Linked DNA regions of Mus musculus: all the other regions are linked to region 2. A link is a loop called in an ENCODE intact Hi-C map of the cell type or tissue named here. Cell type or tissue: left cerebral cortex. All regions are shown on one strand.

Region 1 (4,000 bases), 2.0 Mb after region 2:
AAACTAGGATACAGATGCAAACTGAGAATTCTTGAATGAGAAAAGACTCACATGGCTAAGAAACTCATAAGGAAATATTCAGCATCCGTAGCCATCAAAGAAATGAAATAAAACCTGTCATACCTGTCAGAAAAGCTGAGATCTATAACACAGCTCATAATAACAGCTCATGTTGATGAGGATGTGAAGCAAGGGAACACTCCTCCATTGCTGGTAGAAGTGCAAACTTGCACAACCACTGTGGAAATCAATATGGCGGCTCCTCAGAAAGTTGAGAATCAATCTACCTGAAGACCCAAGTATACCATTCTTGGACGTATACCCAAAGGGTGTTCCATCCTACCACAAGGACACTTACTCAAACATATTCAATGTGGCTTCATTTATAAAAGTAAATGCTTATTTCTAAAGGTTGTTGGAAGACGGGACATTAAGATTACCTTTGTGACTTACCTCTTCATATCCTGTCTAATATTGTCACAAAGTTGCTACCCTCAGAAGCCCCTTCCCTCTAACTAGGAGAACTCTCTCCTTTAAAGGCCACTAAAATAAGGGATTTCCTTTGTTCTTTGGGCAGATGCTGAATCTCCTGTGCACGATTCCCTCTCTGGGCTTTCCGAAAGAGGTTCCACCTGAATTCCATCTGAACTCATCTCCTTGGAAGAATCTTACTTAGAATAGAGAATCCTCCTATGAATTCTCAGTAGATACGTCACTGTCCCTCTCCGGCATGTGTAGTGCTGACTACCTACCTTCTCATTCAATCTGTCCTTATAATGAAACGCAGGAACGGGACCTATGCAAATACATACATCAGAAATGTCCGTGGTGATAATGTGTATTTGGGGTTTCTTGTTTTGTTTGTTTGTTTTGTTTGTGTTTTTCTTTTTTCAAGGCAGGGTTTCTCTGTGTAGCCCGGGCTGTCCTGGAACTCACTCTGTAGACCAGGTTGGCTGCAAACTCAGAAGTCTACCCATCTCTGCCTCTACACCACCGCCACGCCGCTGACAGTGTATATTTAGAATGATGCATGTTGATGAGGCTAAGCTTTTGATTTTGTTGGTTTGAGGGTTATTTGGGAAGGGTTGTTTCTTCTGATACTGTATCAGAATCCAGGCTGGCCATTAACGTTACCAAGTAGCCGATGACCTTGGACTTTAGATCCTCCTGCTTCCAACCTCTGCTCAATGCTGGGATTAAAGGTTTGCGAGCTGGTTTATGCTGAGGGGGTGGGGGGGGGGGTGCTGAACCTAGGCTTCAGGTACTCGAAGCTATCACTCTTCCACAGACTACCTCAGCAGTTATTCAAGTTAATGTCTCAGTTTGCCCCTCGCGAGGGGCGTTTCCTAAAAGTTCTATAGATCCTTTTCTCTCAACTTCATCAAGTTGAAAACCATTGAGTAATTTGAAGTGTGGTATCATAAAATTCACGGAATTTTGCTCCTTTTCACTTGCCTACTTTCATCCTTATATCTAAAAGAGGAAGAAGACGGTTTCCCAGAACCGTAGCGAAGAACAGCTGCATTCTGGGTAAATTATTAATGGGAAGACAGAAAAATTAAGGAATGGCTGCACATTTCTGAGAGCCATTAAGATTATAAACCAAATATTCTCTGTACCCTGACAAAGCTCAATGTCAAGCTCTGAAGTGCACATTTTTAATATCAGTCTGCTAGCCCTGGTTTATTTTACAAGGTTTAACTCTGCATGTGGTGCCTTCGGTGGGTTTTATTTATTATGTCTTATTTAATTTACACCAACACTGATATTATAGTTGCAATTTAAACCTTGCCAGTTACCAGTAATATCCATCATTACAGATTCCTTTTATTTGTTAAGAGAACAAAATTAATCCCGTTTCCTGTTTTTAAGCAAGTTAACAAAAATACAAGCCTCTTCTGCCATCTAGTGGCCATCTGAATTTTTAAACTAAAACCTGAAACAAACCACTTTAAGTTTGGCCCTAAAATACTTTATAATTTTTAACCAGAAATCATTGGACATTAAAATTCTAATAAAATAAACTATACATTTATGTTGTATATAATGACTACAAATAATGTCAGTTTCTTCTTTGCAACGAAACATTGAGTGAATATGTTAACAGCATATTTCCATTGTACTATTTTTATGTTGTTTCTTTAAATGACTTTACTCTTAATGGCTAGAGTCACAGCATGTGACAGAAACAACCCATATTTTCCCATGATGACAATTCCAAACTATTTTGAAAGTGCTTATTCAGGTTTGGGTTCCTGCTGGCAGTGAATTTTGCCAGGGTTCTATGGTTCTGTCTCGGCCATTCTCAATAGCAAGGAATGATGACCCTGACTGAGGCATTTTTAAATGGCTTTCCCCTAATGACTCGCAATGATGAACATTATGTTACATGTTTATTGCTATCCATGTTTTTGCTTTGGGAAATGTCTGTCTTCTGGCCATTTCTTTTTAAACCGTTATCTGAGAGCTCCTTAGATATCCTAGGTACACTTCTTTCCTCCAGAATGGTGGATTTTTTTTTTAAATGCCCCATGGTTGTGTAGCTTGTCGTCCTGCTTCCTTAAAAGGGTTTCCTCAGCACACACTCTCATTTTGGGTCTAGTCAATCAAAAATGTAAGTATGATACTTTTCAAGCCGTCTTTACTTGGAGGCTCTGTTTTGTTTTGTTTTGTGTTGTGTTGTGTTGTTAGGCAAGATCACGAAAGTTCCCACCTGGCCTTGGACTTCTGATCTTCTTGCTCCCATCTCCAAAATGCTGAGACTAAAGGCATTGTTGCCACCAGTTTGCTTAGCACCAGGGATCAGAGTCAGGATTTCACTGAAATATGTTTTTCAGCCCTGGGTGGTGTCATTTTTAATAACCCTGGATCAGAAATCCTAAAGGCCTTACCTCCTGCTATTTTTCTTACATTTAACTCTCCTATGCTGCTTGCACGAAGATTCTCTCCCCTGCCCAGTTGTTCCTGTGTCTCTGTTAAAGTCCACTCACCGAGCACCTTGAACTGGCACCTTTTAGTCAAGCAAGCACAAGCTGAATTCTCATGACAGGCCTGTGACAAAATAAATGTAAAGGTATAGATGAGCTAATTTTTATAAGAAAAAATGAAATTCACCAATATTACAAAACTTCAACTGTAAAAAATAAAAAGAAGAAAAGAAAAATAAAATCCATTTTTCCTTGCCAGCCCTTGCTACCGGAATGGTGACACTAAGACGATTTGTTCATTATTAAATATGTTGTCCACAAGCTTTGGCTCATTCCCTGAATAGCTCCTAACTTATTGAAACTATTCTTTATCTACCACTTAGTTAGTTCTTTTCAGTTCCCCGTCCATTTCTTTCTTTGTGTCTCCTCAGCATTCCCTCAGCTTCTCTCTCTAATCTCTCTCAGTATCTCTCCTTATTCTCTCATGAGTTCAGCTACGTACGCCTTTACTTCCATCTCCCCCAGGTTCTGGGCAAATCTCCCTTTTATTCTCTCACTATTTCCCAGAATCCTCTCTCTTCCTGACATTGTCCCACCTCCTCTTTCCTGCCTCAGCTCATTGGCCATCATCTTTTTTATTGACAGGTGATGCTTATAAGAGATTTTTTCTACAGTCAACTAGGAAAAAACACAGAAAGTTATTTAGTATTTTAAAACACCTCCCCCCCCCCCATTTTAAAAAAAAATTCATACCAGATGTTTCCTTTAGGTAAGGATTTGAACAGCGAATCAGTAGATGGCGGAGGAAGTATTTTGGGAGAGACATCCACAATTACATCTTGGCTGGGCTTGATCAGCTCCCTATAGGACCTTAGCCATTTTTATGAAGTTAAACTAATTTAACTTAAAATGAAATTTAACTTTTAGGGTGAACTTACACGTCCCAAATCCTGAATGAATTTTCCATTTATCCCAAGTCCATTTCTGCAAAACAGTATTGAAAGGAATTCATGAGCTGAAGTATTTGGGGAATTTGTTATGGCAAATGTTTTATTATAAACATTTACCTCCTA
Region 2 (4,000 bases):
TCCATGAAATAGATTCTGAAAGGAATGTAAAAAGCAATAAGTAATAGTGAGTGGGTGAAATATAAACAAGGACAGTTGCCATGACAACGATGTCCAACCTAAAGAAGGAAAAGGTTGTGGGCACCTCGCAAATCATGAGCATGTGACTGTGGCTAAGACAATGGGAGGGTTAAACTCTGGGACTGCTTAGGAACTGAGAATACAGCCGCTGGACAAAACAGGACAAAAACTGCCATACCCGGGGATCCATCCCATAATCAGCTTCCAAACGCTGACACCATTGCATACATTAGCAAGATTTTGCTGAAAGGACCCAGATATAGCTGTCTCTTATGAAACTATGCCGGGGCCTGGCAAACACAGAAGTGGATGCTCACAGTCAGCTATTGGATGAATCACAGGGCCCCTAATGGAGGAGCTAGAGAAAGCACCCAAGGAGCTAAAGGGGTCTGCAACCCTATAGGTGGAACAATAATATAAACTAACCAGTACCCCACAAAGCTTGTGTCTCTAGCTGCATATGTATCAGAAGATGGCCTAGTCAGCCATCGTTGGAAAGAGAGGCCCATTGGTCTTGCAAACTTTAGATGCTTCAGTAGAGGGGAACACCAGGGCCAAGAAGTGGGAGTGGGTGGGTAGGGGAGTGGGGGATAGGGTATGGAGGACTTTTGGGATAGCAATGTAAATGTAAATGACAAAAATACCTAATTAAAACAAACAAACAAACAAACAAACAAAAACTCCAGGTCATGAAGCCCATGTCCTGAATTCTTCTCACCCTTAAGCATTAAGGGCCACTAATTCATGAATCTGTCACACCTGTGGGTAACCTACCAAGGTTAAAACTAAAAGTTTTATGTCAATGGTGAATACATAAATGAGAAATAAACAGAAGTTTCTTAATTCAAAAGAAAATATGGAGGAAAAATAAGCACAGAAACACATTATATACCAAACCCAGAGGGAGAGAGAGAAAATATGTCCACAGATTTTGATAATTAGCAATTAAAAAAGAATAATTTATCTGATCGTACTTCTTTCAATCTAGCTTAATGCTACTTTCAAAGAGACAGCTGAAGCTGAAGAAATGGCTCAGTGGTCAAGAACACTTCCAGAGCAACCTGTTTCAATCCTCAGCACCCACAGGGCCGTTCACAGAAGTCTGTGCCTCCATTTCCAGGAAATCTGATGCCCTCCCTCACATGGCCTCTGTGGGCTCAGCACACAAGTAGCACACAGACTTACACTCAGGCAAAACACCCACACATGAAAAATAATGAAATGATTTATTAAAATAAAAAGATACCTAAGAACTATGGACAAGGAAAGGATGAAAGTAAGAAGTGACCGGATGAATAAACCTCAATGCTGACATATCTTACTGACCTTTCTTCCTATATTGTTTTCTGTTTCCAGTGGCTTCTTTCCTCACTGCTGCCCCTTAGAGGGTAAACAAGGTTTTATAAATGAAATTGTACATATATATGTGTGTGTGTGTGTGTGTGTGTGTGTATATACATATATACATATATGTGTGTATGTGTGTGTGCAAATACATATGTTTGTATATATGTGTGTATATACATATATGCACATACACATGTACATATACATACATGTTGTCTTAGGGTTACTATTGCAGTGATGAAACACCATAACAAAAGCAATTTGGAGAAGAAAGGGTTTACTTGGCTTGTGCTTCCATATCACTGTTCATCATCAAAGGAAGTCAGGACAGGAACTTAAACAGGGCAGGTCCTGCAGCAGGAGTGAGGCAGAGGCCGTGGAGGGAGACTATTTACAGACTTGTCCCCAGTGGCTTGCTCAGCTGCCTTGTCACAGAACACAGAACAACCAGTCCGTAGATGGCACCACCTACAATGGGCTGGGCCATCTCCCACCAATCATTAATTAAGAAAATACCCTACAGGCTGGCTGGCATCCCGATCATATCGAGTCATTTTAGTAATTAAGTTTTCCTCCAATCTGCTGACTTTTGCTTATGTCAAGTTGATACAAAACTATCCATCACATGTGTGCATTTGTTTTTAAGGATGAAAATTGTACATTTTAGACAGGGGTGTGGAGAAATGAGGGCGAGAGGGAAGAGAAAGGTAACAGAGAGAGAAAGGGGAAGAGGATAGCATACAGCTACATTGTGTGGAAAATACTGGGTGTTGCTTCCACCAGCTTATACCACCAGAGGGCGCTTAAAGACAAGCTATGAGCAAATGATGAGCCTTTGCAGAAAAGATTGTCATGAGGGATCATAGACTCTCCCAACTTTTGCATAGTGTTTTTGGTCTGTTAAGTATCTCCAGCTCATTGAAATAAAATGGAATACAAAAGTCCAAGTCATAATGGCCAGGTACTTTTTTAAATAAAGAAACAAGATTTGAAACCAAAGAAATTGTTGAAAACTCCCTTGTTTCTATGGCCACTTTACACACACACACACACACACACACACACACACACTGTCTATATCTACATCTATATAATCTATATATATCTATATCCATATCCATATCCATATCTATGTCTATATCTATATGCAAGTGCTGAGGGAGACTTAGTAACAGTGGGATGCCATTGCCATTTAAGGCTTTCTCCTCTTCCCCCTCCCTCCCTCCTTCCTTCCTTCTCCCGTTTTTCTTCTTTTCAGATTATAGCTACATCATGTCCCTCTTTATTTTCCTCTGCCCAAAACCTCCCATCTACCTACCCTTGCTGTCTTTCAAATTTATGGCTTCTCCTTTTTTATTGTTTTATACAGAGAGAGAGAGAGAGAGAGAGAGAGAGAGAGAGAGAGACAGAGACAGAGACAGAGACAGAGACAGAGACAGAGACAGAGAGAGGCTCATAAAGCCACAGCTCTTAGAGGAGAACCCTACAACAACAGTGTTTCTGAACCTGAGGGTCGCTACCCTTTGGGGGTTGCGTGTTCGACATCCTGCATATCAGATATTTACATTGCCATTCATTACAGTAGCAAAATTTACAATGATGAAGTAGCAATAAAATAATTTTATTTTTGCAGGTCATCACGGCATTATGAAGGTTGAGAACCCTGACCCACAAGATCCACTTTACTAAAACCAGCATAACCCCTAACCAGTGTCTAAATATCTGTCCCTATACTCACAGAGAAATGTATTCGTCACCCCTCATTAATAACACTTCTTCCTGCAACAGGTGAAGACCATTTCATAAACCCCAACCAATCAAAACGCAGAGATGTGGAATGCAGACCCAATTGGTACATCTGCAGCACAGAGATCGTTGTAGGAGGGGGTGCTGAAAGATTAAATCAGAGGAGCAAGGTGTTGGCTGTGAGGTTGTCTCCCCTGGGAATGTGGGAAGCCACACCCATAACGTCTCACCGACAAGACTCCCTAAACTCAACCTAAACAAGATTGATACGGGGGGGGGGGGGACGGGGGGGGGGACAGACGCGCTCGTGCGGGCGGGGGAAGCTGAGGAGGCTATGCAAAGAACAAAGACTATTAAGGAAGGCACGCTGCGATCTGGAGACTACCGCTGAGGCGTTGCTCATTGTGGGCTAGAGAGTGGGTGGAGTTTTGTCTTGATCGATAGACAGGCTTGGGCAATGTAAGCCTTTGCTCACTGTGCATGCCCTTTTATCCATAATGCAACGTATAGGCATAAGGAGGAAACTATGGGATTTTCCCTTAAATGTTTCTCAAAGGATACAGTTTGACTAACTATGCATGTGGTTTAAGCCAGTCCAGGATAGAACATTGGTGCATTGCCAAGGGGCAGGGGAGTGCGCTAACGATTGCTACAGTGCTGTGGGTGAGCATAACTGTGAGCCTTTATTTAAAGAGGGGTTGTGGATGCAGTTTAACGGAGGTGGCGCTCCAGGTTGCTAAGTGCTTTGCTGGCAAAGGAGTAGGGGTGGAGCTTAAGCCTTGCAGAGGTTGCTAAGCTACCCCTGCTCTCACCTGCCTCACCAACACTTCATTATCCCTTAGCCTTG
Region 3 (4,000 bases), 230 kb after region 2:
GCAGTAGTTATAAAGGTTCCTTAAAATAATGGGATCAAAGGTGCCATTAGGCAGCCATTTAGAGTCTTTATCTATTGGGTATTGGGGTCAATTTTGACTGTAATAGTGTATGGGTTTGGAAAATAGTTTCAGATGTTTGAGGTTTTACAGGAGGCATCCCAGTGGGGAGGCTGAAGGTATGGATGAAGGCACCATGATACCCATAGGTGAGAAAAAAGTTTATTACATTCTATTGCTTGCAGCATCTTGAGAATAGAAAAATAATAACAGAACACATGTGATACAGGTTGGCTTACCAGACCATGATGTGGTAACCAGGTACCAATTGTGGTAGATGCCTGAGAAACATGGAAAACTCAATAGAATATACTTCAGGAGAAAAGGGAGGAGCCTTGTTTTGATAAGAGAGAAATCTCATCCAAGGGAAGAGCTCCAAAAGGAGAGGGGAGATGTCATTGAGAAGGGCCAGTCATAGACCATGGCTAGGATTCCTCTGTCCTGAAGGACACCATAGGGATGCTTAGAGCTCAATAGTCATTCCCTTGGGACTAGGGACCATTTATGCCTGAAGGGGGAGGTGCACTTACCAATTCACCAGTGTTTTGATCTGGTGGCTAGAAAGTAAGTCTGAGTGGCAGGCAGACTTGTCAATGGGGTGGGAATGGGTGCCTTAGTGGGCCCATGCTGAGGCACCCTCCCTGGGATACTAGCCATAGAATGATGGGTCTAGTATAAAAGGAAATTTATTTGGCATTTGAGAAAGGGGTCTGGGGAAGGGGGTTGAGGCAGGGAAAGAAAGGAGACAGAGAAGTACAGAAAGAGTGAGGAGAGAGAAAGAAGGGAAGAGGCAAGTTGGGAACACAGGAAACAGGGGAGAGAGGAAGAAGATGGAGAGAAGGAGGGAGGAATGGAGGGAAAGAGAGGGGGGGAGAGAGAGAGAGGAAGGAGGGAAGGAAGGAGGGGAGAGAGAGGAGAGAGAGGAGAGGAGAGGAGAGGAGGAGGAGGAGGAGGAGGAGGAGGAGGAGGAGGAGGAGGAGGAGAGAGAGAGAGAGAGAGAGAGAGAGAGAGAGAGAGAGAGAGAGAGAGAGAGAGAGAGAGAGAGAGAGAGACCTAAACAGCGAACAGAGACCCAAACAGTCTTATACTGGAGCCAGGCTGTACTGGGAGGTTGCTAGGTAACTGTTGAGTAAAACCTAGAGGAAATACTAACAAGTATAGTCTGTAAGTTGGATATTAAAATTTTCTGTTGGTTTAAACTCATGTCAAAACAGTCTTCTCTGGTGAATAATCCAAAACATATCAAAAATCAGTTGCATGTAGCTGCAAGTGTTTATATATGGGATCTCTATTCTGTTTGATTAACTATTTGATTCCAATACAATGCTAGGTTTTTTTTTTTAACAAGAAACTAGAAATGAATTTAAAATTCTGGGAAAGGAATATGAAGAGGAAAGTTCTGTTCTGGCTCGCAGTGTGAAAGGATCAGGCAGGGGATGTGGTGACCACTCACTTACATCTGAGTAGATCAGACCAGCGGCAGGACTATATTCTAAACTCTCAAGTCTCATTCCACAGTGATATACCTCCATATCCTCCAGATAGGTCCCACCTGCCACATTTACTACAATCTTCCAAAACAAAGCCACCAGTCAGAGATCAACATTTTAAAACAGAAATCTGTGGAGGCATATTTCACAGTCAAGCCTTGACAGCAACATGAAATGTAAGTTCCTTCAAGGACAAACATTCCTAACAGATGAAAAGCTTGAAATAGCTTGAGGCTGGGTACAAAATAAAATATGGTCATGATTATAAAGTAGAATCATTCAACAGTTACTAATGTATTAAAAGAGGATTTTGGTCTATTCATTACCTGCTGTTATTTCAAATTTTCTATTGTTGATAGTAATGTGGTTTCTAGCAGATACTTTTTGTTAAAGAAAGGTACTAGAAACAGGGTATGGTATATGATGAGTTTGTCTCTCTTGTGGGAAAAGAATTAAGTTCTTAATAGTAAAAAATATGGTTATTCGTTGCCTGGTCAAAGTATGGAGCTTAAAACAGATATCATCTGAACAAATTTGTAAATGTCTTTTCTAAGGCAACTCTAGCCTTTCTAATTTTTTTAAAATGTGAAACCATTCTAAATTTGCCACTAGATGACACTATTGCCTCCTCAGCAGTTTTAGCACAGAGGCAGATTTCTGCTGTGAATGTTCTGGAAAGGGAAGCTCTGCCAGCCATACTCCCTATTTAACCCATTCATTCCATCACTTGGCATACAGTTCTAAATTGTTGATTTTCCCAACCTCGAATCCATAGTGTAATTATTAAAACCAATCGAATTAATAACCCAGGAAATTCCAAGCATTGGTCCTCCTTCTATAAGAGGTCACCTTGCCTTATGTTTTAAGTAAAGCAGTAGGTTATTTCTGAGTCCGGCTTTTGACTACCTGGCAGTTCTTATTCCCTCCTGTACCACTCCATTGTCACTGATGGCTAGACAAATATTCAGAATTACTCTAGTGGGATGCTTTTCCGTCTGCCAAAGCTGCAGTAATGAGTAAGTACAGAATATCCACAGAAAAGGTGAATTTACAGTCCCTTCATATTCTACCCTTGTGGCACCTAGTGCTAAATGATGCATCAGACTTCTCCAAAGGGCTACTATAATAAAAGAACTTGATGTAATTGTGAAGAATTTCACACTAAATGAAAAATATGTATTCCATTCCCATTCATATTACAAGTACCAAAACCACTAAGTTAATTTTTTTTTTAATTATTGTTTTTTGCAATGTTAGGGCTTTGCCTAGAGGGAACTCAGAAATACCTAATCTTGATATTTTTCCATCAATAATTTCACTTTGTAAAATTATTTCCTTCTTGTCATTGTTTGAATAAAAATGGCCCCTACAGGGTTAAATATTTAAATGCTTCTTCCTCATCAGGGGATGGTGTTACTTGAGAGGGATTGGGAGATATGGCCTTGTTAAAGTCGGTGTGGGGTGTGGCATTGTTTAGAGGAAGTGTGTCATTGGAAATGGCCTGTGAGGTTTTAAAAACTCAAGCCAGGCACAGTATCTTACTTTTCCTACTGCTTGGGGATCCAGATGTTGAACTCTCAACGACTTCTTCAGCACATGTTTTCCTGCATGCCACCATGGTCTCCACCATGACGATAATGGACTAAACCTCTGAAATTGTAAGCAAGGACCAATTAAATGCTTTCTTTTATAAGAGTTGCTGACATCATGATGTATCTTCACAACAATAGAACAGTGACCAAGAGACTTCCTTTAGACTCTCTGCTTACTATCCAAGGACTCATCCTCTTACCCAGAAAGCTCATTTTTGTCTCAGAATACATCTTTGTCTGGTTACCAAAGAATGTATCCTAAATTAAAAAGAAAAAAAGAAAAAAGACATTCTAAAATACCAGCTTTCTGAGCTATGATATCAGAAGAAAGCAGGAAGAGTAAAGGGAGGGTCTGCTCTGACATAGTTTCTTAGTGCAAATTTCTGCTATTTCAAGTTCACAATAGAAATATAATATCTAGGTCTGTGACTTTCACAGTCTTCTGGTAGTGTCTTTTAGGTATGCATCTCTCTTTTTTGTCATGAGTCACTAAGAAAATAAACAGGAGGAACAAGCATACTCCAGAGACAGGTGTTAATTAGCTCAATCTGCACAACTTAAATTATCATTACCAAAATGTCAGGCCACGTCTAGCCAATAAATACCATTGTGTTCAATTGAAAGGCTTAAAGTCTTTGTAAAAAAATAATAACAAAATAAAAAACAAACAAATAAAAATTCAGTAGGTTCTGTTTTGGTTTTCTGAACATCTTGGAAATGTTACCAACTTTTTCCCTAATTACTGCCCACGCCTCCTCTCAGAACAAGCAGGAAGTAACTCTACTAACTACTCTTAAGAACTTAGTACTCTTCCTATTAAATAGACAGCTAACAGGATATTGCCATCTCTGTTCCAGCCTC
Region 4 (4,000 bases), 320 kb after region 2:
ACAGTCTCCCTCTCCTCCCAGTTCCTGCCCCCTCATGTGGCCCCTCCCCTCATCATCCAACTATCTTAATGTAGGAAACCATATACTTTGAAAGCTCACTGAGGACAATGCCACCTTTTCCAGGGATGTGCTCAATGTGGAGAATGAAAGAGTGCTGTTGAGCGCTGCCAGCTTACCTTAACCTTGCTCCTGCCTTTAAAATCAAATTGCTGGTGGATTCCAGGAGCTAGCAGATACGCCCTTATTTCTTTATTGGTTCCAAGGAATGTATTTCTGAGGTCAGGCCTTGATAAGAAGAGACAGGGGTGCTAGGCACAGTCAGTGTAATAGTGCTTAATGAATTCATTTTTCAAATTGAAGATAAACAACCATGTTTATACAAAATGTTTGCCAAGCATAACTGAATGCCATTTTAAGGAGAGATATGAAAAATACATATCCCTTGACTCTTAATTAAAAAAAATACATCATTTTTCTTATTTAAAAAAACCCTTATTTTCTTACTATAAATAAGATAAAATACAGAAAAGCAAGAAAAAAAGGAAAAGAAAAATTCTTTGTAATCATATCATACATTGATAACTTTCCACACTGAGTATTTATTCGGAAAATAGGTTGAGATATGTTAGGCTCATGTGGAATTTTGAATTAGTTTCTTGTTTTATGTCTTGCTGAATAATTCCTTAGTTGCACAGAAAGAAGTTTAGTTGTGGGGAAGAGATTTCCAGATCCGCATTCCAAGCCTTATGCCACCAAATGCAGCTTTGTGAACAGAACAAGGAAAATGCTTTGGCAGGCTGAGGAAACTAACACCTGAAAGTCTATAGCTAATTTCAGCCAGAGTCTGTGTGGCTTAAAGGATAGACATCGAATTCTCACAGTTCTGGGGAGTAGGCTGGCTCGTGGTGACCCCTCTCTTCCAAATGTCTCTCCTCTCATTATAGCCAACAGGGAAGTCAGTAAAACATCATTTTACTGGTGTCTTTTTCATGAGATAGCCTATTCCATTCACAACTACACATCACATTCTGGGATTAATTATATACATTCCCAAACCCCAACACCTTGTATTATCACAACAGGAAGTATAATTTGAACCCATGACTGATGGGCTACACAAATGAGTAGTCCACAACATGAAGATACCAAATCAGAGAAGGGATCACAAAGAACAACCCTTCTTCATAGGTCTTCTAAGCTACAAACAATTGGTTCAGTGTTACTAACCCTCAAATGAAGTGCACTTAGGAAGTCAACTGTGACCCCATCACAAGCATCTTGTGTTTAGTAACAATGTTGGCAAGAAGGAGCGGGGCTTCCTCCTTCTGTTTCATATGCTAATGCATTCATACACTTAGCAGTTACCCAAATGTGTATTATGTCCCAATGAGATTGAGAAAAATAAACAACAGGACGAGAGATGCAGTCGGTTTTCATTTTTCCTTACAAGATATAAAAGCCCACAAAACAATAGAAAATAAAACCCTACAAAATGGAAAATACAGTGCACTTGGAAAAATACTCATGCCTGAGTTTTAATAATGAACAACGGAGCTGTTAGGTGGTTAAACAATTTATATTTTATATGAATAATGTATGCTTATTATTACTGTTGTGTGGTAGGTAATGCCTTCTATACTTACCATTCATTTTGGAAAAACAAATGAGGCAATGAATGTAAAAGCCTTTGCGGAATATATGCTTTAACAAGAGTGCCAATATTTATTGTGAATAATTTGAAAATCATGTGGATTTCTGGTATGCTTTTCTCAGTTGCTCATTTTGAACACATCATTTGCTTCTGAGGTTTTAAGGGTTATGAAACAAGTAAACATTTTAAAATGTTTTTCTTTCTCCAGTAGCTGTTTTCCCTCTAGTGGTTGCTGTGGAAATCACATGAAAAATGTCTAATGTTCAGATGAAAATGAAACAGAGCAAACGGGAGAGCAGACGCTCTGAAATATTGAGACAGCAGTATGATGCATACAGAAAAATGATCTGACCTAGCTGTGTTTTAAGTTTATCAGCTTTTCAAAAATTAGAAAAATTCTTTACTACTTTTATCATACTTAATGGGTTTCAGTGGAGATAGGAGTTGAGATGTCCGAGGTTCAGGAGGAACAGTGAGACCATACACTACCCACTCCCTCACACATGGGAAGCACATTTACTAATAGGCACCTACTCGTTCTTCACTGATTTTCTGATCTGGCTTCAAGTCCAGCAGTAATCTCTGTTGTCTCTGCTATTGGTTTCCTCAAAGGAAGCTGAGCAGAGCTTCCATGTGTATATGCATTTTTGCTCACTCACACTCTCCCTCCCTCCCTTCTTCCCCTCTCTCCCTCACTTTTTCCCTTTCTCCCTCACTTTTTCTTTCCTTTCTTTTAAACAATTTAGTCTCCTCTCATTCTGCTGTTCTGAAGCCTCTCTTAGATTCCTCTCCACCATGGTTCTGTGCGTGCTGACATCTTTATCTCCCCATCTCTGCATTTATCTGCCATTTGCTCTGTTTTAGCACCATCTGCACATTGCTACTGTACCCTATGGACCATGTGCTTGCAGATATTACATAGCTCAAAGAGACCTTTTCTGGCCAAATGAACATAATAGGTGTTGCGAGTTATTTTTATCTCTCTGCCTAGTATTTTAACTACAACACTCTTACCAAGATCTAAATTTCAGCATTATATTTTCCAGCTTTTTTTTGCTATTGATCTTTTGTTATTAATCATTTTATTCATTTATATTTTAAATTATATCCCCCTTCCTGGTTACCCCCTTCAATCCCCCAAGTCATTCCTCCTCCCTTTGCCTCTATGAGGGTGCTTCCCCACCCACTCCTGCCTCACGCCTCTAATATCCTATTCACTATGAAATCAAGCCTCCCCAGGACCAAGGGCCTTCCCTCCATTGATGTCAGATAAGGCCATCCTCGGCTAATATGTATCTGGATTCCTGGCTCCCTCCATGTATTCTCTTTGGTTGGTAGTTTAGTCCCTGGGAGCTCTGGGTGGTCCAGTTAGTTCATATTCTTCCTATGGGCTTGCAATCCCCTTCAGCTTCTTCAGTCCTTCCTCTAATTCTTCCATAGGAGTTCTAGGGCTCAGTCTGATGGTTGGCTGTAAGTATCTGCATCTGTATTGGTCAGGTGCTGGTAGAACCTCTCAGGGAACAGCTATACCAGGCTCCTGCCAGCAACTGCTTCTTGGCATCAGCAATAGTGTCTGAGTTTGGTGTCTGCAAATGATATGGATCCCTAGGTGAGGTGGTCCCGGGATGACCTATCCTTCAATCTCTGTTCCATTTTTTTTGTCCCCGTCTTTCCTTTGGACAGGAACATTTCTGGGTTTAAAATTTTGAGATACGTGGGTGGCCCCATCTCTCAACTGGGGTCCTTTCTACTGGAGGTGGTCTCTACAGGTTCTATCTCCCCTCTTTGGGGTATTTCAGCTAAAATCATCACCATTGGCTCTTCGGAGCTTCTTGCTTCACTGGAGTCTGGGACTTTCTAGTGGTTACCCCAGTTCCCCATCCCTCTCTGCTACATGTTTCTATTCAGTGTCCTGATCCTCTGTACTTTGCTCCTGTCCCTTCCAATACTGTTCCTGCCCCCCCTTTTCTAACAACTTCAACTGATACAGGAAGATTGAAATAATTTCAGCATTACTTAGTGTTTATTAACTCACTGTGAGAATGGGCCATAAGGCAAAACATTAATGAATGGGTTTCACTTGCTTAATAAATTTTCTGAAACCCTACAGAGTTTTGGTGCTCTGTTTTTGTTGAGATCCATTCCTTTATGTTGGAAAACACTAACATCCTCATTAACTTTCCATTCAGATGATGTTTGTTAGAGTTTTACAAATCTTTATTTACAACCATTCCCATTAACTCATTAAATTTAAACACGAGGAAAAGGCTTAGTGAGAGTTTTTAAAGCATGTAGTAATATTTTCAGTCTTCTTTAATTAATCTAAATTGATTTTGATTTTAGCGAAAT
Region 5 (4,000 bases), 150 kb after region 2:
AAAGTCCCTGTCATGTGGTTGAATAAGTCTCATTGTGAGAAGGGGAAGAGATCCTGCTCTGAGCATGTGAGCCAGCACATGTACATTAAAGATCTGGGAAGCAATTTTCCAACTTCAGCGGAGATGAGAATATCCAGGATGGCTAATAAAAGCCGGTACGGGTGGCTGAGCCGCACACCAGAATTTATGATTTGTAGGTCTGACGTGGGACATAGGTGTTCCTAAGTGGGGCTCCTGTGTTAGTCCAGAGACCCCACTTTACTGTTTCTGTGGGGTGTACACCTGGCATGAACTTGGCAAAGAAGGAATTTTATGTGGCAGAGTTAACCTCTACATGGAATTACTCCTTCCCGTGTGGGCTGCTATGTTAGACACACTACTTTTCCTTGAATAGCACACTACCTCTCCAAGTTCGACCATGAGTTCACAGTATCTCTGTATTTGTCCTAATCTCAGGTGGATTTCAGCAGCTTCCTTCAGTTTTTTCTCCTTAGTAGGTGCGCCAACACCACCACCAAATTTAGACATCTTGATTGTCGTTAGTTCTTGGGCTTCTGACTGAAAAAAAAATATAAGTGTAGAAATGAGTAGAAGAACAGATAGTCTTAAAGCAGGCACTATTGACAGTTAAATGTTTGAATGGGATATGTCTTTTATAAGAATTTACTTGTTTAGTATACAGTATTCTGCATGCATGTATGCCTGCACACCAGAAGAGGGCACCAGATTTCATTTTAGATGGTCATGAGCCACTATCTGGTTGCTAGGTGAACTCAGGACCTCTGGAAGAGCAGCCAGTGGTCTTAACCTCTGAGTCATTTCTCCATCCTCTAAATGTGGTACTTTTTATCTGTAGGATATAATGTTTTGATCAGTTCATGGAATAAGCGGTTTGGAAGAGGTCTGTCTCATTGTCCCAGAATATCTACATTTACTTACATAATACATACATTTGAGAGAAAGAATAGGAGTCCCATTCTTATTCTTACTGTCCTTACCCTTTCTCAGTGTAGGTTATTTAGAATTCCAGAGGCCAACGGTGCTGGGATACAATTGGTTGGATATAGAAAAATGCTCTCCAATCTCCCATATTGTAAGTGTGCTTCTAAAATAATTGTCAGGCATTTCATTTGTGACTTAAGAATTCTCTTTTTATGAAGGTAATCATCGAATCTTAGTCTTAGTATTACTTTCTTGCTGTTTGAACTATTTATATTTTATTAAAATATATAAACTTTGCTTTTTTATTTTTTGCTCCCAGGGTTGAGTTTATTGTTGATGAAGTATATTCTCTTAGACATAAGGTAACCAAAAGTCACAAGAGTTCATAGACTATAATCACCCGAGGTCACAGGGTAAAGATAAAGCTTTTCATGGGGTCCAAATTCAACTTGCAGACTCATGGAATTCAATCTAATAGAATCCATGGCCACCTTAATCTCTTCTTAAATAATTCATATTTTCCAGTATTGGTCTCACTATTTTATCTTTTCTGTGTTTATTTCAGCCTACCAGCAATTTTCCTTTAGTAGATAAAACCCAGAAATTTTGGTTTGAGTATACCGCGCTTGTGCACTGTATAGAACTTACGGTTCTAAATTTGATCAGGTGTTTCAAATGCATCATTCCTTTGCAGTAGTTCTGAGGGAGCAAGCTGTCATCTTGTCCTTTAATCACGGACACCAAGTTCCACAAGTTGTCACTGCCACCTGGAGGCTGGAAGTAGGTACTGAGTAATCAAAAACAATGGCACAGAAAAGAAATTCTCCTAGTACTTTATGCCTTCAGGGGTATCATACCGTACAGTTCTCTGAATTAAAAAAAAAAAAAAAAGTAACAGCAATCTAAAAGCACATTCTCATTTATTTTCTTCTGGATTTAGATCTGCTCTCTAATATTGTACAGATAATGTTAAAATTCATATACTGAGCTGGGATGGTGAATGTAAGCAGGAAGCAGCTTAAAGAGAATAGTTGTGGTGACTCATGATGGCTAATGAGACGGCGTAAGAATTATAACTCCTATAATACTTACTGATAAACATTCTGAAAACAGTCTTAGCTTTTTCGCCCGAGGGTTGCACGTTAGTTTTTCTACTTCTTGTTTAATGTCTCTTGACACTTTGCCGCAGAGGAGAGGAGGACAGTCTTGACGTATCGCATTATCTGATGAAAAGAGACGGTTCGCTGAGGAACTTTACTCAGAAAATATTATTTAAAGATAAGATCAAGTACATGCACATATTCAATACCAGTGTTTCCGATAACTTCGTCCCAAGATCTGTCTGCCAGAATATTTATTTGTAAAGGGGTGATTAAAGGTATTAATGACCAGAGTCTCACTGTAGAATCTCGGGAGCAGGAAGCCATCGTGAAGGGACGACTTGGATGGCAAGTTAAACCTGGTGGGGAAAAAAAAACAAGCCTGTTTTAACCAAAATAAGCCCAGCAAATGCTTCTTTTAAAAAATATGTACCTTTTTATTAAACTATGACAAAATTGAAGTTATGAAGGAATGTGAGTAACTCAGAGGCTCTCTGAGCCCAGTTTCTACTTGTATCTAATTAATACAAGAAGGCAATACATTGCTTAGCGTATTCTGTAAATATAGCTAGAAATGTATGAATATAAGAAAACAAAATTTCATTTGCTTAGGCATGAAGTATATTGTAATTCCATTAGGGTTCATGAAATCTATGAATTAACAGATGAATAAATGAAAGTTCAGGTTTCAAAATGAAAAGACCTTTAACTTCAGACAACAGAAAATGTTGTGTGTGTATACACATACACACACAGACACACTCACATATATGTTTGTGTGTGTGCTATAGCTTTCCACCCCCCAACACTCCTTACTGCCCAGATTCAGATATATTCTTCTGTAGTGATTGTTTTATATGTACATATGTGTGTTTGTATACACATGTAGCCTACTGATGTTATTTTGTGTTGCCCATATATACACGTGTTTAGGGCTGACCATTAGAGATTGGATGACTGACTGTATATTCATCTTTGGAACAAAACCCTGATTCTCTTCCTCTCAGCAGTCAGCCTGCCTGCAGTTTTTCACCCAGGGACAGGCCTTTACAAGCTCAAATAGAAGACCTCTGAAGGAAAACACGCAGTTGTAAATGCATGGATTTGGTCCTTTTTCTCTAGGAAATGTCTACTTACCCCCTGCAAGGCTTAAGAATAACAGAAAATATAAACACAAATGGGCAATTTGCTTTCCATCACACGCTTAATTGAACTAACAATTGTTATATTCAAGAAACAAACATTGCCCGCGATCCCCCCAAATAAGATAATGGTCAGATAAGTTATATCAGCACGATTGTTAGTTTCATGATCTGGAGCAAGGGAACTGACAGGATCCAACCTGCATATATGGACCTGCCACACATACATGTAACAGAAGCTCAATTCCTGTAGAATGAGTTCCATATGCTAATTAACCCCCTCATCTGAACAATCCCTAGCGTCTTCTTTGGCTATGTTGCGGTGACTCTAACAGGTTTACAAAAAACAGACAGGTGTTTACTCCATTGTGGAAAAAAAATGTCATTTCAAAATAAAATACTGTGGCTTAAGAATATTGCATTGTTCAAAAAAATAAACATCATAATTACATCAAAATTACAAGTACATGGAAAAGAGTTTACCATAAACGTCTGCACCGTGATCATACACAGTATCTAGGCAAACTCCTCCTCGAGTATCCCACACTTTGATAGTATAGTCCCAGCTTCCAGAGATTAGTAGGTATGGAATCTCAGTATTCCACATTAACCCCCTCACAGGTGCAGTGTGTCCATTAAGAGTGCTTACGCAAGCATCTTGAGTATAATCCCAGATTCGAACAGAGCTGAAAGACAATTTTACGTCTAAATTATAACTTCTCCAAAATGTTAACATTGTGCCAATGGAACACAACTTTTTGTTTGTTTGTTTTATTTTTTTAGCATGTTTAAAAAGCATTTTTTATGGAGCTGGAC
Region 6 (4,000 bases), 590 kb after region 2:
CACTCAGGATGATGCCCTCCAGGTCCAACAATCTACCTAGGAATTTCATAAATTCATTCTTTTTAATAGCTGAGTAGTACTTCATTGTGTAAATGTACCATATTTTTGTATCCATTCCTCTGTTGAGGGACATCTGGGTTCTTTCTAGCTTCTGGCTATTATAAATAAGGCTTCTATGAACATAGTGGAGTATGTGTCCTTCTTACCGGTTGGGACATCTTCTGGATATATGCCCAGGAGAGGTATTGCGGGATGCTCCAGTAGTACTATGTCCAATTTTCTGAGGAACCGCCAGACTGATTTCCAGAGTGGTTGTACAAGCTTGCAATGCCAGCAACAATGGAGGAGTGTTCCTCTTTCTCCATATCCTGCCAGCATCTGCTGTCACCTGAATTTTTGATCTTAGCCATTCTGACTGGTGTAAGATGGAATCTCAGGGTTGTTTTGATTTGCATTTCCCTGATGATTAAGGATGCTGAACATTTTTTCAAGTGCTTCTCAGCCATTCAGTATTCCTCAGGTGAGAATTCTTTGTTTATCTCTGATCCCAATTTTTTAATGGGGTTATTTGAGTTTCTGGAGTCCACCTTCTTGAGTTCTTTATATATATTGGATATTAGTCCCCTATCTGATTTAGGGTAGGTAAAGATCCTTTCTCAAACTGTTGGTGGCCTTTTTTGTCTTATTGATGGTATCTTTTGCCTTACAGAAGCTTTGCAGTTTCATGAGGTCCCATTTGTCAATTCTCAATCTTACAGCACAAGTCATTGCTGTTCTATTCAGGAATTTTCCCCTGTGCCAATATCTTCAAGGCTTTTCCCAACTTTCTCCTCTATAAGTTTTAGTGTCTCTGGTTTTATGTGGAGTTCCTTGATCCACTTAAATTTGATCTTACTACAAGGAGATAGGAATGGATCAATTCACATTCTTCTACATGATAACCGACAGTTGTGCCAGCACCATTTGTTGAAAATGCTGTCTTTTTTCCACTGGATGGTTTATGCTCCCTTGTCGAAGATCAAGTGACAGTAGGTGTGTGGGTTCATTTCTGGGTCTTCAAGTCTATTCCATTGGTCTACTTGTCTGTCACTATACCAGTACCATGCAGTTTTTATCACAATTGCTCTGTAGTAAAGCTTTAGGTCAGGCATGGTGATTCCACCAGAGGTTCTTTTATCCTTGAGAAGAGTTTTTGCTATACTAGGTTTTTTGTTATTCCAGATGAATTTGCAGATTGCTCTTTCTAATTCGTTGAAGAATTGAGTTGAATTTTGATGGGGATTGCATTGAATCTGTAGATTGCTTTGGCAAGATAGCCATTTTTACTATATTGATCCTGCCAATCCATGAGCATGGGAGATCTTTCCATCTTCTGAGATCTTATTTTCTTTCTTCAGAGACTTGATGTTCTTATCATAGAGATCTTTCACTTCCTTAGTTAGAGTCACGCCAAGGTTATTTTATATTATTTGTGACTATTGAGAAGGGTGTTGTTTCCCTAATTTCTTTCTCAGCATGTTTGACCTTTGTGTACAGAAAGGCCATTAACTTGTTTGAGTTAATTTTATATCCAGCTACTTCACTGAAGCTGTTTATAAGGTTTAGGAGTTCTCTGGTGGAATTTTTAGGATCACTTATATATACTATCATATCATCTGCAAAAAGTGATATTTTGACTTCTCTTTTTCTAATTTGTATCCCCTTGATCTCCTTTTGTTGTCGAATGGCTCTGGCTAGGACTTCAAGTACAATGTTGAATAGGTAGGTAGAAAGTGGGGAGCCTTGTCTAGTCCCTGATTTTAGTGGGATTGCTTCCAGCTTCTCACTGTTTACCTTGATGTTGGCTACTGGTTTGCTATAGATTGCTTTTATCATGTTTAAGTATGGGCCTTGAATTACTGATCTTTCCAAGACTTTTATCATGAATGGGTTTTGGATCTTGTCAAATGCTTTCTCTTCATCTAAGGAGATGATCATGTGGTTTTTGTTTTTGAGTTTGTTTATATAATGGATTACATTGATGGATTTTCGTTTATTAAACCATCCCTGCATCCCTGGAAAAAAACCTACTTGGTCAGGATGGATGATTGCTTTAATGTGTTCTTGGATTCAGTTAGCGAGAATTTTATTGAGTGTTTTGCATCGATAATCATAAGGGAAATTGGTCTGAAGTTCTCTATCTTTGTTGGATCTTTCTGTGGTTTAGGTATTAGAGTAATTGTGGCTTCATAGAATGAGTTGGGTAGAGTACCTTCTACTTCTATTTTGTGGAATAGTTTGTGCAGAACTGGAATTAGATCTTCTTTAAAAGTCTGATAGAACTCTGCACTAAACCCATCTGGTCCTGGGCTTTTTTTTTTTTTTGGTTGGGAGACTATTAATGACTGCTTCTAATTCTAATTTAGGGGATATATGACTCTTTAGATCGTTAACTTGATCCTGATTTAACTTTGGTACCTGGTATCTGTCTAGAAACTTGTCCTTTTCATTCAGGTTCTCCAGTTTTGTTGAGTATAGCCTTTTGTAGAAGGATCTGATGGTGTTTTTTGATTTCTTCAGGATCTGTTGTTATGTCTCCCTTTGCATTTCTGATTTTGTTAATTAGGATGCTGTCCCTGTGCCCTCTAGTGAGTTTAGCTAAGAGTTTATCTATCTTGTTGATATTCTCAAAGAACCAGCTCCTCCTTTGGTTGATTTTTTGAATACTTCTTCTTGTTGCCACTTGGTTGATTTCGCCCCTGAGTGTGATTATTTCCTGCTATCTACTCCTCTTGGGTGAATTTGCTTCCTTTTTTCTAGAGATTTTAGGTGTTTTGTCAAGCTGCTAGTGTGTGCTCTCTCCAGTTTCTTTTTGGAGGCACTCAGAGCTATAAGTTTCCCCCTTAGAAATGCTTTCATTGTGTCCCATAAGTTTGTGTATGTTGTGGCTTCATTTTCATTAAACTCTAAAAAGTCTTTAATTTCTTTCTTTATTCCTTCCTTGACCAAGGTATCATTGAGAAGAGTGTTGTTCAGTTTCCACGTGAATGTTGGCTTTCCATTATTTATGTTGTTATTGAAGATCAGCCTTAGTCCATGTTGGTCTGATAGGGTACATGGGACAATTTCAATAGTTTTGTATCTGTTGAGGCCTGTTTTGTGACCAATTATATGGTCAATTTTGGAGAAGGTCCCGTGAGGTGCTGAGAAGAAGTTATTTCCTTTTGTTTTAGGATAAAATGTTCTGTAGATATCTGTTAAGTCCATTTGTTTCATAACTTCTGTTAGTTTCACTGTGTCCCTGTTTAGTTTCTGTTTCCACTATCTGTCTATTGATGAAAGTGGTGTGTTGAAGTCTGGCAGTATTATTGTGTGAGGTACAATGTGTGCTTTGAGCTTTACTAAAGTTTCTTTAATGAATGTGGCTGCCCTTGCATTTGGAGCATAGATATTCAGAATTGAGAGTTCCTCTTGGAGGATGTTACATTTTATGAGTATGAGGTGTCCCTCCTTGTCTTTTTTGATAACTTTGAGTTGGAAGTCGATTTTATTAGATATTAGAATGGCTACTCCAGCTTGTTTCTTCACACCATTTGCTTGGAAAATTGTTTTCCAGCCTTTCACTCTGAGGTAGTGTCTGTCTTTTTCCCTGAGATGAGTTTCTTGTAAGCAGCAGAATGTTGGGTCCTGTTCGTGTAGGCATTCTGATAGTCTATGTCTTTTTATTGGGGAATTCATTCCATTGATATTAAGAGATACTAAGGAAAAGTAATTGTTGCTTCCTATTATTTTTGTTGTTAGAGTTGGCATTCTGTTCTTGTTGCTGTCTTCTTTTTGGTTTGTTGAGGGATTACTTTCTTCCTTTTTCTGGGGCGTGGTTTCCGTCCTTGTATTGTTTTTTTTTTTTTTTTCTGTTATTTTCCTTTGAAGGGCTGCATTTGTGGAAAGATAATGTGTGAATTTGGTTTTGTTGTGAAATATTTTGGTTTCTCCATCTATGGTAATTCAGAGTTTGACTGGA
Region 7 (4,000 bases), 220 kb after region 2:
CAGTGTGGTCTTCATTACAATGTTTCAGACAATAAAATTAGATTAAGTTAGAAATTTTATAATTTTATTAATACTGACATAGTAACCACTGTTGGCCTTCTATGGCTCACAAGATAAAATAAGCAAAACATAACAAAATAACCTAAAAAAATGTCATGTTCTTCTCTGAATTAGTATAAAAGCTTTCTTGGCCCATCTCTACTCAGGCTAAGGACTTTAAAGTCATTTACAGAAAACAATAAGAAAAACTGCCTAAATATAGTAGCTTTTCCTTAGAGCAGATGAGTTTTTAAAATTAATTTTCAAAGCTAAATTCATCTGTAGATTTCTATATGTGATGCAAGAGGCCATTGGTCTTGCGAAGATCTTATGCCCCAGTACAGGGGAATGTCAGGGCCAGGAAAGGGGAATGGGTGTGTTGGGGAGCAGCGTGGGGGGAGGGTATAGGGAGGATTTGGGGATAGCATTTGAAATGTAAATAAAGAAAATATCTAATAAAAATAGTGTGATTTTAGAATTCTGATATAACATTTTAATTATAAAATTAAAGAGAATGAAGTTTTTAAAAGGCAACTAAAAATACTATTTCCCCAGAAGTGTTTATGCTTCTTTAGCAATCTATTAAAAATCAACACAAGGAGATACCAGATCAACATAAATTAAAAAAAAATCCAACTAGTCTTTATATACACATTTGTAGACCTCACTTTAAAAAAGAAACTTTCCTTTTATGGGTATCTTTTGAAATAGATTATTAGTTAATTTCAATTTAGAAAAGTTTCCAAGAACTCTTAATGTGCTAAAACTACCACTTGTTACATTAACCCATAAATAATCCACTAAAGCAAGTTTCCCAAATTTTCTTGAATTGACAAGTTTTCAGAGTTACTGAAGTTCGTCAGACAGCCTCAGATTTCTGTCTTCCAACATAAAACTATAACCATGGCATGGCACATTCTGGTTGCTGCAGCACCTTGCAGAATAAAGGAATACTTACAGGTTTCAGTCACTACTGTTGCAGTGTTAAGTTCTCCCCGTTCAAAATAATGATAAGAGAACACAGGAACCAGCAAATGTATAGAATATTTTCATCATTTTTTAGTTCAAGTTTTTAAATCCTCATAAATTCCCTTGCATCTAACTAGTTTTGTGATCATTGTAACCTAGAAATGATATGATAGTGATAAATTTGGCAATTATAATATCATATTATTAAATTGAATACTTCATATTTCTTAAACAATGGGTGCGTATTTCTTAGTATTCTTTGGAGGATAGTTTGTTCTGAGTAAGTTAGAAATATATCTTCAAATCTATGTTAAAGACATTTATATAAAATAAATGATGACATGTGATTGATATATGATCTAACTTTTTAGTGTATTTTGTGTATTCTAATTCATTTTTAATAACATAGACTTTGCTCCTATGAATACTTGCATACAAATGTGGATACATCGGTAAGAGAACAAGAAAGAATTTTTATGATCTCCTTAATATACAACAATCTTTTCTCAGGTTAGTATTGCCCTTATAACATTTCTTTTTAAAAGCTTTCTTGGTACAGCCATTTCAAAGGGACAAAGTAATCTATGCAAATACGTCTTGCCCATTGGTGGAATAACATTCTAGGTTATAGACACCCATATACTTAAAAGCTTAGAAATAACAGCAAAAATGTGTTTAGAAACAGCCCCAGCTTCCACGCAGGGGGAATCCTCATACATGTTGAGTTCTAACTATGCCTTATAATACTCAGGTGTGTGGCTGCAAAACTCCTGGGATTAGCTCCTCAGGCATCATGGCTTGCACAGCACTGTAGGAGGCTCAGAGTCCTAGTCTGCGACCTTAGAGTGCTGGTCACCAACGTGAAGCCAACTCATTCAAATATCATCCTCTTTGATTGGGCGCTGAGCAAAGTCTCCTACACTGCAACCCCACTTGAGCCTTACCTGAAGGAGACAGCAGTTGCAGCTCTGGACAACCGCAGGTGCTGAAGCAGGACCGGCCAAAGGGACCGCCCTGGCCCGCGCACCCGCCACGCCCTCCTCGCCGCCCACTCAGCTCTCAGGGGCGGGGCGGCCCTGAACATCCCTGAGCCAGAGTCGGGTTCCGCCCACCCTTCACAGTGCAGGTTGGGGAGGACAGCACTCTGGATCCCGCCCCAGAATTGCACGTGACAAGCACCCTAGTATCTGATTGGAGCACATGGGACAGGGAGGCGGAAGTCCCTGGTGACCCCTGGAAACAGGGCCCGGAGAGTTGGTTACCTAGCAACGCGGCTGCTGTGCAGAAGATGTGATTCCTAAGCTTTGAGTCAAAGCTTCAAGCTAAGCATGTACATTATTTTAAAAGGTGGAGCAGAAGGAATACGTCCCACTAGCGTTGTCACTGCCTAATTTGCTACATCGAAGCTGTACCTTATATAAAAATGAATCGAATGTACAAGAAATAAATCACCTGGTTTCTACATTAGTCTTGAAGCATTGCTTGGAATGTGAGTCTAGAGTGCTCGCTGTCCTGCACGTCTTAATATTTCATTGGTTCAAGTAGCCGCATGAACCACATCTGTGAATGAAATTGTTTTGATTAGTCCAGCTGCAAGCAATTAATAAAACTGTCCATAACATGAGCAAAACATATTTGCCCCGTGGACACTGGTGGAAAGCATATGCTAGTGTCATGTAATTAGGGTTTATATTTCTGAAGTAGCTTCTTTAATTTGGTCCTTTAGTCAATACATTAGAGGAAATTGGCCTTCGTATACTTGAAACTGACCATTAAAAGCACAGTATGCACTCCAAAGGGAGTAAGCAGATGTTCAGAATCAATGTTCTGAGAGACCATGATACAATACAAGGAACATGGATACAAGTTGCCCCAAATAGTGTGTTCCACCGTGGAAGTAGTTAACAAACTATTGTCATAATACATCAGGTAAGCAAGATACATAAACCTGGGAAATCTGCTAGATGCTGTCTAAGGACAATCCTTAGCCTGTGGTTAGTAGAACAGTCTGCCAAGTTAATATATTTGAAAAGCTTTGCCATAATAGTGAAAGGCATGTTATATCAGATACAGAACAATAAACAACTATTACAGGGAGTAAGGTAGTCCCAAATAATTTTGGCGATGGACTTTTGGCCAACTCTCTACAAACAAAATTAGTCTGTAGACTCTTCTACATAACCGTGAATTTTTTTTTCAGAGAAATTCATCCCACAAAGTGTAGTTCATTTATGATATTTGGAGCTTCAATCATAGGCCAAGTTCTGAACAATCATCTACCCTTACAAGAGAAAATCTCTGGAAATATTTCCTATTCACCTTCACAATGCATACTGCTACTGTTTTCTTCCAACATATTCTCTAGAGGCTCTGTTTCCTTAGAATCACTTATGCTATATTTGTAAATCAAAATTTACTTAAAACTAACTCTCCTTATGGAAAATAAATTTGTTAAAAGCTAAGACGATTTCTTACAACTGTTTGCCCTATCCCATGTTGAAATGACTAACAGTAGCAGGTCTCCAATAAATGTTTGGTGAACGAATGAATGGAAATTAAACAGCATAGAATATCTTGAAAATCCATGTGTTAATGCATATAGCTTTATGTACTGAACTCTAAATGTAGTTATGTAAGATACTATGGGTTGATTTCAGAAGAGGGACTTTTAGAGAATTTTTTTTCTTTAACTTTATTCAGGAAATAGAAACAAATGGGATTTTATAAGATAGAAAAGAATATGGGCAATCTATGCAGCATGATCTGTACTGGGAAAGCACATCATGAATTTAATAGATCATGTCCTGCTTGCTTTTTTTGTGGAAGGTGAATGTGGCTGTCCACAGATAGGAAAGGATCTAGAGACTGTGAAAGGAAAAATAAAACTAGAAATATAGAAAAACTAGATGTGGGGAATACAGAATTCAGGATTTAGGTCAAACATTAACCTCTCCTGGCCAAGAGAATCCAATTGAAGCTAGTAAAATTGAGC

Evidence for each region. Peaks named below come from ENCODE experiments on the same cell type or tissue, not always from the same donor. Only the 100,000 strongest peaks of a DNase experiment are listed, where the experiment ranks them.
Region 1: it touches region 2 in a loop (7-fold over the local background); 8 of 42 quality-filtered maps call a loop at or near these places.
Region 3: a loop joins it to region 2, with 2.9 times the contacts of the local background. A loop is called at or near these places in 3 of 42 quality-filtered maps.
Region 4: a loop joins it to region 2, with 3 times the contacts of the local background. A loop is called at or near these places in 5 of 42 quality-filtered maps.
Region 5: it touches region 2 in a loop (6-fold over the local background); 37 of 42 quality-filtered maps call a loop at or near these places.
Region 6: a loop joins it to region 2, with 8 times the contacts of the local background. A loop is called at or near these places in 2 of 42 quality-filtered maps.
Region 7: it touches region 2 in a loop (3-fold over the local background); 3 of 42 quality-filtered maps call a loop at or near these places.

Annotation. Positions count from the first base shown.
Region 1 is chr8:56,484,324-56,488,323 of GRCm38, forward strand. It overlaps 4930518J21Rik (RIKEN cDNA 4930518J21 gene), which reads right to left and starts at 645. Exons shown (of 3, transcript NR_131020.1): 1 at 454-645. In left cerebral cortex, a CTCF peak has its summit at 1,912 (motif pointing left); a DNase peak (open chromatin) is centred at 1,873.
Region 2 is chr8:54,505,747-54,509,746 of GRCm38, forward strand. No RefSeq gene overlaps it. Among named protein-coding and RNA genes, the nearest start is that of Spcs3, 22 kb to the right of the region's middle. In left cerebral cortex, a CTCF peak has its summit at 2,200 (motif pointing right); DNase peaks (open chromatin) are centred at 311, 1,857, 2,202, 3,291 and 1 more place; H3K4me3 peaks cover 1,226 bases; H3K27ac peaks cover 785 bases.
Region 3 is chr8:54,734,663-54,738,662 of GRCm38, forward strand. No RefSeq gene overlaps it. Among named protein-coding and RNA genes, the nearest start is that of Wdr17, 12 kb to the left of the region's middle. In left cerebral cortex, a CTCF peak has its summit at 2,158 (motif pointing right); DNase peaks (open chromatin) are centred at 1,623 and 2,211.
Region 4 is chr8:54,828,085-54,832,084 of GRCm38, forward strand. It overlaps a transcript of Gpm6a not described here. Among named protein-coding and RNA genes, the nearest start is that of Wdr17, 110 kb to the left of the region's middle. In left cerebral cortex, a CTCF peak has its summit at 1,884 (motif pointing left); DNase peaks (open chromatin) are centred at 1,888 and 2,178; H3K4me3 peaks cover 403 bases; H3K27ac peaks cover 1,289 bases.
Region 5 is chr8:54,659,182-54,663,181 of GRCm38, forward strand. Wdr17 (WD repeat domain 17) reads right to left here. Exons shown (of 30, transcript NM_001372370.1): 14 at 3,668-3,870; 15 at 2,252-2,401; 16 at 2,035-2,165; 17 at 1,591-1,716; 18 at 403-558. Among named protein-coding and RNA genes, the nearest start is that of Spata4, 60 kb to the left of the region's middle. In left cerebral cortex, CTCF peaks have their summits at 717 (motif pointing right) and 1,709 (motif pointing left); a DNase peak (open chromatin) is centred at 1,700.
Region 6 is chr8:55,095,396-55,099,395 of GRCm38, forward strand. No RefSeq gene overlaps it. Among named protein-coding and RNA genes, the nearest start is that of Gm51571, 18 kb to the right of the region's middle. In left cerebral cortex, no CTCF peak of the experiment used is centred here; no DNase peak of the experiment used is centred here.
Region 7 is chr8:54,722,336-54,726,335 of GRCm38, forward strand. It overlaps Wdr17 (WD repeat domain 17), which reads right to left and starts at 2,033. Exons shown (of 30, transcript NM_001372370.1): 1 at 1,953-2,033. In left cerebral cortex, no CTCF peak of the experiment used is centred here; DNase peaks (open chromatin) are centred at 2,175 and 2,878; H3K4me3 peaks cover 1,354 bases; H3K27ac peaks cover 1,380 bases.